Linked DNA regions of Homo sapiens: region 1 is linked to region 2. A link is a contact called in ENCODE Hi-C or POLR2A ChIA-PET data. All regions are on one chromosome and are shown on one strand. The core of a region is the stretch at or near the end of the contact, and the rest is flanking DNA. Distances in the headings are between cores, read along the strand shown. Region 1 has its middle 20 kb from the start of LINC00494. Region 2 has its middle 7.6 kb from the start of LINC01523.

The links. A loop is a pair of places that touch in the nucleus more often than their neighbours do. ChIA-PET counts read pairs that join two places held with the same protein, here RNA polymerase II (POLR2A). Pooled maps may share reads with other maps.
Region 1: a loop to region 2 is called in a pooled map, with 3 times the contacts of the local background. The contact joins two enhancer-like sites. A Hi-C loop is called at or near these places in 2 of 50 pooled maps. POLR2A ChIA-PET finds 5 or more read pairs at or near these places in 2 of 52 experiments (HepG2 and PC-9).

The regions. Positions count from the first base shown.
Region 1 is chr20:48,337,939-48,341,504 of GRCh38, reverse strand. No RefSeq gene overlaps it. Among named protein-coding and RNA genes, the nearest start is that of LINC00494, 20 kb to the left of the region's middle. RefSeq lists enhancers at 1,310-1,359, 1,420-1,509, 1,820-1,929, 2,040-2,089. Within about 2 kb of position 2,209, at least 6 of the 41 ENCODE cell types and tissues checked have a DNase peak (open chromatin) inside an H3K27ac peak, as active enhancers do.
Region 2 is chr20:47,973,671-47,977,575 of GRCh38, reverse strand. No RefSeq gene overlaps it. Among named protein-coding and RNA genes, the nearest start is that of LINC01523, 7.6 kb to the left of the region's middle. RefSeq lists a silencer at 2,211-2,330. Within about 2 kb of position 2,120, at least 2 of the 41 ENCODE cell types and tissues checked have a DNase peak (open chromatin) inside an H3K27ac peak, as active enhancers do.

The DNA.
Region 1 (3,566 bases), core at 960-3,459, 360 kb before region 2:
AGGTGGAGAGAGGAAGGAGAGGAGACAAGGAGGAAAGAGGCCCCAGGGCCACCCTCTGCAGACACCCAGGAGGGACTGGGCGGGTCCTTGTGGGGAGCACAGGGAGCTCCACAGGAAAGGCTCTGGGGAGCAGGGCTGGGAAGCCCAGTGGGAGGGCCGGGGTGAGTGGTGGTGAGGCAGAGGTGTGGACACTGCCTGGGAGACATGGAATTTCCTTAAAGGCAGGGAAGAGGGCTGCAGGGGGACTTGAGGAAAATGTATATGCAGTCATCCCTCGCCATCCACAGGGGACTGCTTCCAGGACCTCCTGCAAATACCAAAATTCACAGATGCTCAAGTCCCTAATACAAAATGGCCTAGTATTTGCATATAACCTACGCACATCCTCCCATGCACTTTAAATCATCTCTAGATTACTTATAACCCCTAACAGAATGTAACTGCTATGTAAATAGTTGTTATACGGTATTGCTTAGGGAATCGTGACAAGGAAAACAGTCTGTGCATGTTCAGTACAGACGCACATTTTTTTTCAAACATTTTTGATCAGCAGTTGGTTGAATCCATGGGTGTGGAACCCACCCACAGATACAGAGGGCAGATTGAATACGGAAGGGTAGAAACCTGTGCAGTGTGCATAGTCTACAGAGAGGCCTGGGCTGCGGGAGGCAAGCTGGGCAGGGCATCCCAGGCACAGGAAAATCCCCAGAGCTCGGGTTTACTGAGCCCGTCCTGTGCAGGCCTGGATCTGAACACTGTGCCTGCAGCATATCACTGAAGCCCCCTCCCACCCCACGAGGCAGGTCCATCATGCCACCCATTTTACAGGGGAGGAGACTGAGGCCAGAGAGGGCAAATAACCTCCCTACAGCCACACAGCTTGGAAGGGGCTGAGCCAGGGTTCCAAGGAGAGCTTGCACCCCTCCCTGCTGCTCTGTAGCCTGGTTCAGCTGCAGGAGCCAAGCCTCAGGGCAGGTTGTGGTGTGGGGCACCCCGTGGCGATGTGTGCACAGGGCCAATGAGGCGCAGGCGCAGGACTGGGGATGTGGGTGGCCATGTGCGGCGTTGCTGGTTTCTGTGGTAGGAAGAGTCGCAGCACCCAGGGCTGCAGACTTAGGTTCCTCTCTGCTGAGCCTCCTTTGGGTCAGCGACTCGGTTCCTGATTGTTTCCTGGGCTCTGGTCTAGCAGATTCTTTCGCACCTAGTCCCGGTGGGAAACACAGGCATGCAAGGCAGGGGTTTGGGGCAGAATTAAGGAAACTGGGAGCACCTGGGGACCAGCAAGTGAGGGAGCTGCCCAGAGCCCAGGGCTGGAGGGGCAGGTGGAGGGGAGTGCATGGGCAACCCTGGGAAACTCCTGCAGGGAAGGGGCTGCCCACAGGGCTGCGGTCACACCACAGCGAGAGTAAAGAAGAGGCACCCCAACCTTTCCCCTCCTGTCCTTAACCTTTAGGGGAGCCTCCCTTTTGCTGAACCCCAACTGAATGCCAGAGGGCAGGGAGCCCAGGAGATACAGTTCTCAGGGGCCAGTTCTGGGACAGGGAGCCCCAGGCAGAGAAGGGGTCCAGGTATTGGAGAGGGAGAAGGGGAATGACCAGCTGAAGCATCTGCACCTTGTCCCCACACTTGTGCCCCTGGCTGCAGGCACATCGGGTACCAGCCAGGGGAGGAGAGGGAGCTTTGGAGCCCTGGTAAAGCAGGCAGGGAGGAGGAGATTTAAGGAGAGAGAGAGGTTTGTGATGAGGGAGTGGAGGGAGGGAAGCTGTGACTGAGGAGCAATGAGTGGGCTCATGCTCAGCGTGAAGTGAACATGGGTTATTCTAATAATCTAGTTGTGATGCATTAATTTTTGGTCAGTGTACACCCTCTTGTTGCCAAGGTCTGTACAATACCAACTGCCTGGCCCATCTGTGTCCCCTGCCCGGTAGCTGTCGTGGCCTGAGTTCTCCTTTGTGGGGCTTGTAAATTCTGCTCAGATGAACGCAGTGTGGAGACCTGGCAGGCTTTGTGTGTGTGGCGGGGAGCTGGGGGGAGTCCAGATAGTAATATTGAAGGATGATTCCACTTTTCTCTCTATTTGAGTTTACGAATCGTTTTAGACTGTTAGGGACTGGGAATTTTCCAGCAGCTGCATCTGACCAGGTACAAATTGAGAACTGATCTTAGGTTCACACTGCGGTCACTCTCAGCTGTGATACGAAGTGTGAGTCATATTTCATGCATGGGCCTCCTGCCCGAAAACAGTGTCAGCTTCTGAGAAAATACAGCCCATGTGCAAGGGAACATTACGATTCCTCACAAAATGAAGACGCCCCTTCTTTGTAACCCTCCCAGCCCAAAGTGAGATCTGTCTTCCCAGGCTTCCCAGCGTCGCTAGGTTGTCAACCAAAATTGATTGAGGACTTCTTATTCTTCGGCTCGAGCGGTGGTAGATGATGCCTGGACCATCAAAACTTAGACTGACTGGGAATTCTAACATCTACAGGAGAAGGAAGAATACTTAATTAAAACACATACTTTTCAGAAGACGCGGGTATAACCACAGCAAAATGCATCATTTATAATGGAAGCACTTTTCTGTAGATGGAGACTCAGGGAATTGGAATTTTTAGCATGTTCATCTGGCACCGTGACATCACACATACGTCCTTCTTGTACATTTTAAAATCTTGTCTCTGTCTACATCTTGAGGGTTCCCTGAAGAGAGACACTTCTCTTTGTGTTTCTTTCATAACCTCTAAAATGTTCCCATGACACTTATTCTTTTCTGAGAAATTTTTTAAATTAAATTTAATTTTTTAAATTTTTATTTCAATAGCTTTTGGGGTACAGGTGGTTTTGGGTTACATGAATTAGTTATTTAGTGGTGATTTCTGAGATTTTGGTGCACCCATCACCCAAGCAGTGTACACTGTACCCAGTATGTAGTTTTTTGTTGTTGTTTTTTGTTTTCTTTTTTTTGAGACAGTGTCTTGCTTTGTTACCCAAGCTAGAGTACCATGGCACGATCTTGGCTCATTGCAACCTCCCCTCCTGGGTTCAAGCCATTCTCCTGCCTCAGCCTCCCAAGTGGCTGGGATTACAGGGGTGCACCACCACACCCAGCTAATTTTTGTATTTTTAGTAGAGACGGGGTTTCACCATGTTGGCCAGGCTGGTCTCAAACTCCTGACCTCGTGATCTACCCGCCTCCGCCTCCCAAAGTCCTGGGATTACAGGCGTGAGCCACCCCGTCTGGACCTGGTATGTAGTCTTTTAACGCTCAGCCCCTCCCAACTTTCCCCCCTTGTCCCCAAAGTCTATTATATCACTCCTACGCCTTTGCATCCTCACAGTTTAGCTCCCACTTATAAGTGAGAACATAATGATATTTGGTTTTTCATTCCTGAGTTACTTCACTTAGAATAATGGCCTCCAGCTCCATCCAAATTGCTGCAGAAGACATCATTTTATTCCTTTTTATGGCTGAGTAGTATTCCATTGTGTATATATACCACATTTTATTTTATTTTTTTAAGATGAAATCCATACTTTATTTTTTTTTCCAACTTTTATTTTAAGTTCAG
Region 2 (3,905 bases), core at 871-3,370:
TGGCAGATGATTTTTATTGTAATTTTCTGGTGAGCTGATTAAGTGGAGGCAGAGTCAGTTCTGAGGCGTCAATGTCTTTAACAACTCGGGGAGACCGAGGCCATGCTCAGCAGGAACACTAAGTCCATGGAAAACAGGCCCTGGGCCCGCTGATGTGCATAATTCCACGTTTGCCCCCCATGTAACCAGGATGGTAAATTACAGGTGTCAGATAATCACGCTCTGGAGTGGCTACTTGAGGATGCGATCGACCAATTTAAGCTCCGTCTGACACATGATCAATAGCCCGTGATGCTGCATGGAATTGCAGGCACAGCGTCCAAACCTGCAGAGCAGTGGCTCCCAGCTGTGGCAACTTTGCCCCCCAGAGGACATTTGGCAATGTCTGGATATGTTTGCAATTGTCACAACTAGGAGAGGGGGATGCTATTGGCATCTGGCGAGTGAGGCCAAGGATGCTGCTAAACCTCCCATGATGCACAGGAGAAGTCCCCACACAGACACATCCTGCGCAGACTGTCCATAAAGCTTAAATGAGATGCTCTGACTTAGAGCCACAGTGAACATTCCATTCCATCGTCTGGGTATCTCCAGGGATGTACGTAGCTGGATGTCTAGCTTTTCATCTGGGTATGACCGGCCTCACGCAGAATCAAAACCATGTGTAGGTCGAATCTCTTATTTGCTCTCCTGCTTCCTTTCATTGTAATATTCTCCTTCTCATTAGTATTTTCTGTTATTGGAGGAATGGTAAGAAAACATAAAATGCTGGAGAGTTACGATTTTGTTTCTGTCAATAAAAAAGTAATTTGCCAGTGACTCATAAAAAGCAGAAAATTAATTAGAGAAGACATGAGATCTATCAAAAAGCTGATCAGGGTGGCTCACGCCTGTAATCCCAGCACTTTGGGAGGCCGAGGCAGGTAGATCACCTGAGGTCAGCAGTTCGAGACCAGCCTGACCAACAAGGTGAAATCCTGTCTCTACTAAACACATGAAAAAAAAGTTAGCCGGGCATGGTGGCAGTTTCCTGTAGTCCCAGCTACTCCAGAGGCTGAGACAGGAGAATTGCTTGAACCTGGGAGGCGGAGGTTGCAGTGAGCTGAGATCGCGCCAGTGCACTCCAGCTTAGGTGACGGAGTGAGACTTCGTCTCAAAAACAAAACAAACAAAAAAAACTGATCACCTCAGGAGAGCAGCAGAGAGAAGAGTCCAGATGGGAGCTGGTCAGTTTCAGGAGAGTGCACAGAGCAGGACCTCGTGGGACTGGCCTAGAGCTCCTCAAACTAACGTCAGTTCAGCGGGTGCAACTAGCATTTTAAAACATTAATCACAGAGTTGAGTAGAAAATATCAAAAGGTATCAGTATTATTTTGTGAAACTTTATATTCATATATATGGGGGGTGTGTGTCTCTGTGTGTGTGTGTGTGTGTGTGTGTGTGTGTGTATGTACCAGGTTCCATTGTAAAATAATTTCTTATGATGGGTTGTGATCAAAACAGCTTGAAAAACACTGGAGTGGCTTCACTGACGGAGGATTGAGAAATAATTAAGTATCTGTAAGTAAACTTTGCAAATAAAAAGAACAAGAAGGCCAGGCACGGTGGCTCATGCCTGTAATACCAACACTTTGGGAGGCTGAGGTGGGCGGATCACGAGGTCAGGAGATCGAGACCATCGTGGCCAACATGATGAAACCCCGTCTGTACTAAAAATACAAAAATTAGCCAGCATCACGTCTGTAATCCCAGCTACTCGGGAGGCTGAGGCAGGAGAATTGCTTGAACCTGGGAGGCAGAAGTTGCAGTGAGCCAAGATCATGCCACTGCACTCCAGCCTGGCGACAGCGAGACTCCATCTCAAAAAAAAAAAAAAAAAAAAAAAAACAAGAAAATTACGAACTCTAGGAAAAATGAAAGGTGTGTAAGAAAGAAAATATTATAGTACTTCGCTCTGCAGAGAATAGCATTTACCTGGTCACATGACATAAAGGCTGATTATGATGCAATTAAAAATAGTGATGTATCATACAGCGTGGCAGGAAGGGAGCTGGTGGGTGGTGTAAGAGCTAACTTCTCATCTAGCTTAGCAGACATTAGATAACACTAGACCTTGAAAGCTCTATGAATAGCTTCCCTGGCTTCCTCTTTCGTTTCTTTTCTTTTTTTCTTTGAGACAGGTCTCACTCTGGTTTCCCAGGCTGGAGTGCAGTGGTGCGATCTTGGCTCACTGTAGCCTTGACCTCCTGGGCTCAGGTGATTCTCCCACCTCAGCCTCCCAAGTAGCTGGGACTGCAGGCACACACCACCACGTCTGACTAATGTTTTGTCTTTTTAGTAGAGACAGGGTTTTGCTATGTTGCCCAGGCTGGTCTTGAACTCCTGGAATCAAACAATCCACCCGCCTCAGCCTGCCAGAGTGCTGGGATTACAGGCATGAGCCTCAGCACCTGGCCAAGCTTCCTCTTTCAGGATTCGGAAATAATGTGCGGAAACAGCTAGAGGATTACTTGTGGATGTCTCTGAGAAGAGGTGGGCAGGGAACAGACAGATTCAGTGGTGTTGCATTTGATGACCATGTATCTCTTTATTTAAAAAGGGACCATTCAGGACCAGTGAGGTCACGGTGGTGTTCACTGGAAAGACACCAGGGACCCAGGTGGCTCTTGGCTCTGTGACTTTGAACAAGTCCTTCTCCAGCTTTTGACACCAGTTGACCAACCTCTAAAACAAAGAGGCTCGGCCAAATTATTTTGACTTGTCCTTGGAGCCCTGTGAATCTGTCTCACCGTGGAGTGACTTGGGAGTCTGGGCACCACCCACCCCGACTCTATGTCAAATACCGTGCACATCTCAAGCACAGTGCCTGGCTCAGCACAGGCAGCAGGAAAGCTGTGTGGGTGTGCCTCAGGGTTGGTGGACACAGTAGACAGCCTTTGCTCTCCCAAGATGGGGGAGGCCCTGTACCATGACTTAGGGAACTGCTCATGCCTAAGCCCCCACCCCCTCCACAGTAGTGCAGAAAGGATGCTCTCCTAATCAGCTAATTTTCACAAAATGTGGGATGCCCTGGTGGGATCCCCTGGTAGGAGAGTAGATGACTTCCAGGAGCACATAGAGGGGGCAGAGGCTGCGGGCTGACCCTTGATACCCCTCATCCCCTACATTTCACATTGGAAATCCCAAAGTTTAGCTGCCCGGACCAAAGCTGAATTTCCCATTCTGCCTTGCAGCTGGTGTGTACCTTCCCAGTGTACCCTTAAATGAATGGGTACGCTCCACTTGCCCTTCTCCTCTTCCCTCCTGTCTGATGTGACTTGCACCTCCTCGGACCAGGTAGACAAAAACAGCCTTTGTCAATGACAGATCACAGGACTGGAGTGTCGAGGCTCAGCCCCGGGAGCTGCCCAACCAGCCAGGGGGCCCCCACGCCGGGGCTGTCACATGGGATAGAAGCAAACCTCTGGCTCGTGAAGTCATGGGTATTTTGGGGTCTGATGAATTTACTTACAAGTAAATATGGGAAGTATATTTTTATATCAATAGTTATTTATTCACTTCAATATCCATTGGAGAAAAATATCTCAACTAGTGGATTCACCCCTGCGATTCCACTAGGTGAACCCACCAGCAATCCTGGGGACGCTGAGGACCCTCCCTCCTCAGCACATGGCCCTCCTGACTGTTGGGGGAGCCAGCATGAAGCCCCCGTCGCCGACCGGCAGGCCCGAGCTCCTGGACTCAGCATTGACCGACACTGACTCTGTTCCCACAGCAGCCGCTTTGTTCGTCTCCTTTGTGGACACTTAGCTCAGCGCCTGTGCTGCTCGGCTGTGACCTGACCTTCGAGGGTCACCTCCTGAATTCACTCGCTGTGACCTGTGCTGCGGACCCCGTCAGGAAGC